Linked DNA regions of Homo sapiens: region 2 is linked to region 1. Evidence: chromatin loops called from intact Hi-C (ENCODE). Cell type or tissue: sigmoid colon. All regions are shown on one strand. Links, peaks and the distances in the headings refer to the core of each region. The heading gives the core; the rest is flanking DNA.

Region 1 (2,925 bases), core at 202-2,701:
GGGAGTGTGCCGCCTGCTACATTGTGTGTGCTGTACTGGGATCAAAGCATTCTTTCTCGTTCCTCATCTACCTCTTCTCCCTACTGCTTGTCTGCCTTCTCCTGCAGGGGGTCAGACTGGCCACATTTGCACGTCTCAGTGCATAGCCCTTTTATACAAAGTTTTCTTTGTTAATCAGGAGAAGTGAATGCAAATCCTCTCTCTGTACAATGAACTGCTTTGAGAAGAAGGTGTGACAGTGATATAATGACCTGGTGAATTTTCAGACAAGGAGGATCAAAATTTCTTGATTTATTTTCTAAAGATTAATATTTGAGAGATGTGTGTGTGTGTGTGTCCACATTCTTCCTCTGGAAGACAATGTCATTATGCAATAGAGTTCTTGAATTCTCTCCTTTTCCATGTTTATATCTGAATTATCCTTTATACTTGGGTGTCAGAGCAAGATTTTGTTGTTGCTGAAACCGCAGGATATGCAATCTGTGTGTCTTCGGCTGGTTAATGAGCTTTAATACCTAACCTTAGCGGGTCACTCTCACAGTCCCTGGTAGGGCCTAGAGGGGTACACGGGGCTACCTCCCCCTTATTAGCCATGAAGCCAGAGTAGACTGAAACATAAGCACTACCTTCCATCATGTTTCTCTGTAAGATATTAATAAAAACACAGTGGCTGCTCATTCTGCCTTTCAGTTTTACTTGTCATTACTTCTTGCACCAATCAAGCAAACAGTTGGTAATCATTTAATGGAAGTTCAGGTAAGTTACAAGGTGGTCTTTTGAACAGCCTGGCAGTCTTTGGCTATGGATTATACTTGAAGATCTTGGATGACACCCTAGGTAGTTATTAAATGTTAAAAAACAGACACAAAATGAAGAGGTCTGTGTTATGTTTTACTTAATTTCTTTTTTTGTTAGCATAGTAGAATCAAAAAGATGGTCGCTTCATTTGACCTTCTCTCCATGGGAATAGTAACTATAATGGGTTTAATTAACTATGTGGCATTGATGTAATTAGTTATCCTGGTGATTATACTTCTTTAATAAAAGCACTTCATTTGAGATGCATTGGTGTTCTGCAATGGCCGAGCCCTACACCTATATTTCATAACTGTCTAGACAGGGCAACTGTGTGCATATTTTACCAACAGCCCTTGAGAGAGGTTATCTTGCATGTCTTAAGGTAATTGGGAACTAATGATTTTGCCCCCTGGTTTCAGGCTCTTGCAGCAGAGAGCAGAGACGCTGTGGGGGAGGGGTGGCCGCTCATTTTGTGTACACTAAAAGGGCGGGGGAAGGGCTGTGTTTTGGAAACCATATGCTCTTAGGAACTGTTTCTCTTTAAGCTAGCAGTCAGAGAGACAGTATCACCAGAGGGAATTGGGGGTGTTTAATCTATGGGTGGACTGCATAAATACATTTCAATAAATGTACACAGTGTATAGGGACATATGCTCATATTAATAGGAATCCTGAGTGTACACATGTCTATTAAGAAACATGCAGTACATTTCGGTATTAAAAGTAGATCACTGCTTAGATTTGGTCAGCAGGTGACTGGCAATGTCCCTTTCACACGGCTCAGTAGACAATGAAGTCAGGCTGTATGGAAAAAAATAGGGCAAATATAAAAGAAGAAACATATAATGCAAAAATTACCATATGAAAATGTCAATAATAGTATCACAAGAAGCCCCAAAGAAGAGAACAAAAGCAAAAAGATTATCTAGCTGTGCCCAGCCCCATCCACAGCAAACATGGTGTCTGAACCCCCTTAGTTTTCTCAATATTCAAACTTGGGTAATGGAAGGGGAGGGGGCAAGGATGGGCATGGGAACAGAATGGTGTGGACAGAAAGGGGATTTTAAAAACCTAGCTGAAGTAGATGCAGCTGAGAAATAATAGGCTCTGCAGATGATCTTTTTTGCCGGTAGAAGTACTATTTCTTTTCCAGTCTGCTTTCTTTGACTCTCCTTCTTTTTTCAAAGAAATGCTTTCCCTGTCACCTCTTCCAGCAGCTCTTTATCCTGCAGAACTGTGTATCCTCCCATCCGCGTCTCTCCTGCTTTCTCCCTGTCTGGAGACACACACTGAAATCACTGCAGGCATTTGACTGCTTCATGCAGCATGGCAAGGAACACTGTGGGTCATTCTAACAGCCAAACCCATAAACAAGCACCACTGAAAAACCAAACAAATGTAGAAGAAGTGCCTCAGTGGAGGTACCTGCCAACAAGACTTGTTCCTTTGCCACGAGGGATGCTCCAGCAAAAGCCTCCATCCCTCATTAAATCAATAAAATCAAATGTCCTTTATTTTAATCCTCTGCACTGTAATCCAGTAGCAAGGAGAGGGGCCCAGGCTTTTCATCTCATTGTTTCAAAACAGATCGTTTGGTAGGAATTGACAAAAGGTTCATTCCTTTACCTTTGTGGAAATGTCAGTAAAAAGGCAGGTGCTGGGCATTCGGACTCTTTTGCTTAGTAGAAGAAAAAAAGGGGTGTGTGGGGGGTGGGGGTGGCATTGGGGGTGGGGGGAGGGATCTGTGACAGGCTGACTACATGAACCAAAGCTTTCTAAGACATTTTGTTTAGCTTGATATTGTGCAGCAGTGAGAAGAGAGGTGGAATCTATTGTGTGCCAGCTGCATGAATCACCGGATTGAAGTCTAACAGCCTCAGATCCTCTTTTATACAGTAGAGGGGAGATTAAAGCAGGGAGCTCATATGTCACAAAATAGAGGTACAATGTAGTTCTGGCTTGCTTAGTGCACTTAGCCGGCGTTGGATCCAAATTTAGCCAAAGGGAAAGAACGTGCACTGCTATCAGCCAGGGAGGTGACAAATGTTGAGCTGTAATATCCAAAATTCCTTTTCGTTTTCCAAAATGTCATCTCTTCTTTGTCAGCTTCATTATGATTGAATCTAT
Region 2 (2,925 bases), core at 311-2,810, 75 kb after region 1:
TTTATGGCTCCTCATCAAATTTATCTTCTAATCCTCTATGGAATTTTAATTTTTTATATTATATTTTAAATTTTTGAATAGCTCTTTTTGTTCTCAGATTTTTTGACAGCATTATCTTATTGCATTCATATAATTTTTTAAATTATAAATATGATAATAGATTTTATAAATCTATTTTTATCTTCCTTTTCTTTATGTCTTCCAAGGTTTTAAATTATCTTTATTTTTGTCTATGCCATTCATAAAATATCTTTGACTATTTAGCTTGCTGTGCACATTTGTTAACGACACACTAAGAAGCTAACTGGACACTGTGCATTTATGGGTGGAACTTGTTAAATGCTAGACTTCCCAGTAGAATTACAGGGTTGGGAATCTTCACTGGGGGAGGTCCCCAAATGGTAGAATTTATAGAGCTTTTCTCCCCTAGTAATTCTCCCATCTTCTTCTTGCAGGCATAACCCTGATAGCATTCTTTCTAGAACTTCGCCAAATAAGCGGACTGGAATAATATTCAGACTATAGACTTTCACGTAACCTTCTTTTTTTAAGAAATGAATCACAGCTCTTATCTGGGCCCGGTTTTCTTGCATCCAGGGTTTTTGTTATTCTGTATTGTTAGAAAGTAAAATTTTAGTCTGTCAAGGATGGGGAAGGGGCTATCTCTGAGCACCTAGGGTGTAGGTCTCTATTTGTTTCTTAAACAGAATTTTAGCTAATACCTATGGACTTTTAGCTGTATACTCTACTTCCATAAGTACTTAATGATTTATGTTTCAAGGATCCCCAGAATCCTAGTGTTATTTGGCTCAATTTTAAGGTTTTCTTAAAATAGTCTGGGGTTTCTACTGTGTCATTTACTACTCATCCTTCTGCTTCTTGATTTTCTTATTAAAACAAAATCCTGTTATCTCCTCTCCCTTTTTCATTAATCTCTTAAACGTGCTTTTTATCTTCTTTTAAAATACGTTTACTGCCAATTTTGGAAGAAAAACGTGGTAAATGGCATGCCTTCATTCCTCCACATTGATCTGGAATTCCTTCTCTGTCTTAATTTGGTTCAGCCTATATCCACATACACCAAGGCTAGACTTAAAGATAAAATCAATTATTTTAATTTTACCAGCTTTGGTCAATAATTTTGTTTCTATGTTTTTCTGACTTAGTCAGTTTTTATGTAAGTCAAGGTGGTTGAGTATTATAAGTTTCTATTACTATAATGATTTCATATTCAAACACTGGATAGGAAAAATTGATTATGGGCTTGGCATCTATCTATACGGTTTTACAGAAAGAGAGAAAAAAACACTTTTAGATAGTGGTATCAAAAAAGGTTGATATATATTTTTTATCATCTCCTCTCCTTCCTTGTTTGCAAGCTACTAACAGTCACACCCAAGGATAAAACATTCCTATGCATTTACAACTTTTCACTAGCAAAGACCTGACTACTAAACAAAGGCAGCTTGACCAGACCACGGTTTTATGATGGGCTTGAGAGGGGCTTTGTTTCACATTCTGGTTGTATTTTCAGTGGGGCTCATTCTTAACTGTTTCATGATTTGGGGAGACACATTGCTGATTTTATTGTTCAGAGCCTTTCTTCTCCTTTTTCTTGTGGAATGAGTGATGTTCCACACGGAAGATTAAGATATATAATAACAAAACAGAAACTCTCACGTTTAGCTGTAGTTAGATTTATGGTTAAGTTTATGGAGATTACTTAGGGCTGGGAACACACGTCCAAGAACGTCTCTGCAGTTACAACTGTGCATGGAGTGAGATGCTGTTACAGACTATGGACAGTAAATACCTCTGAGGTTGTGTGTCACTTCCTGTAGGCCCATGAGTCTTTCTGATTTAAGTAGGAAGGTGTCTGTTAGTAATGCAAACAAAACCTAGTTTAACCTCTGATTCCCAACATCTGGAATATTTATCTCTTTGGCAATTGTGCGGTTCACTGAACACTCACCATTCCAGTGGTCCACTGAAGAAGGATTTTGGCTTGAAAAGAGACCGCCATGGGAAAAAAAAAATCTAATTCAGAGTAGTTATCACTGAGAATACCAAAAGGATTTGTGATAGCAATATCCCTTTGACTCCACAGCTGGTCTGCGTGGATTGTGCTCTAGTGAGAGCCTGTTTTCCTAATGCCGTGAGAAAAGACATAGATTCTTCCTTTGGACCTTATTACAACACAAGATTTTTTTTATTGTACACTTTAAAGACTCTTTAATCCGAAAACTTAGTTTCAACTTTTTATTTCTCTGTATGCCTCTGAATGGAATCCAAACAATTCAACATCGTTTTTTTTTCTTTTTCTCTTTCAGAAATGGATGAGAGATTCAAGTATACTTTTTTGATGTCCTGTGGACATTTTTGCATTTTTATATTCTTCATTAAACATAAAACAAAGAGCTTTGGTTCTGAATACAAGAGAATATAAGTTGTTAAGACCATTAACAACTCGTTAATGGTCACAGGCATTCTGGATCTTTTCCCATAGCTTCTGGGGACACACTCTTTCTCAAATGCTGGGTAGAACAGTAAGTGTGGTTAAGGCTGACTTGAGAATGAAGTTGGAATTGGATGCAGCAGTTTCACAATGACATCAAGGTCCAAGGTCAGGGAAGTGGCAAGACCTTTACCCAGCAGAGTTAACTATAAGCCATAAAAGTATCTAGGAGCAGACCTGAGTGAAGCACGTGTTCAGTTAGTTATTGAAACAAAAGTATGTAGCTTGTCTCAAGTTCCTGGTAACTACTTCAGGGCTGATTGACTAGGTATTTCTGTGTGTATGTAATTGCTTTTCTCCATTTAAGAATAAACTACAAGGAACAGATACTATATAGCTTCTGGAAGTTTATTTCTTCTAGCAAATGGCAACTTTAGTTTTTTATTGGTTGAAGCCCTTGGGCACGTTTT

Evidence for each region. A loop is a pair of places that touch in the nucleus more often than their neighbours do. Peaks named below come from ENCODE experiments on the same cell type or tissue, not always from the same donor. Only the 100,000 strongest peaks of a DNase experiment are listed, where the experiment ranks them.
Region 2: it touches region 1 in a loop (2.2-fold over the local background); 2 of 110 quality-filtered maps call a loop at or near these places.

The regions. Positions count from the first base shown.
Region 1 is chr6:139,776,203-139,779,127 of GRCh38, forward strand. All of the region lies in intron 1 of FILNC1 (FOXO induced long non-coding RNA 1), which reads left to right. Among named protein-coding and RNA genes, the nearest start is that of FILNC1, 6.6 kb to the left of the region's middle. In sigmoid colon, for the core only: no CTCF peak of the experiment used is centred there; no DNase peak of the experiment used is centred there.
Region 2 is chr6:139,850,854-139,853,778 of GRCh38, forward strand. The region is part of intron 1 of FILNC1 (FOXO induced long non-coding RNA 1); the gene reads left to right. Among named protein-coding and RNA genes, the nearest start is that of FILNC1, 81 kb to the left of the region's middle. In sigmoid colon, for the core only: no CTCF peak of the experiment used is centred there; no DNase peak of the experiment used is centred there; H3K27ac peaks cover 1,215 bases.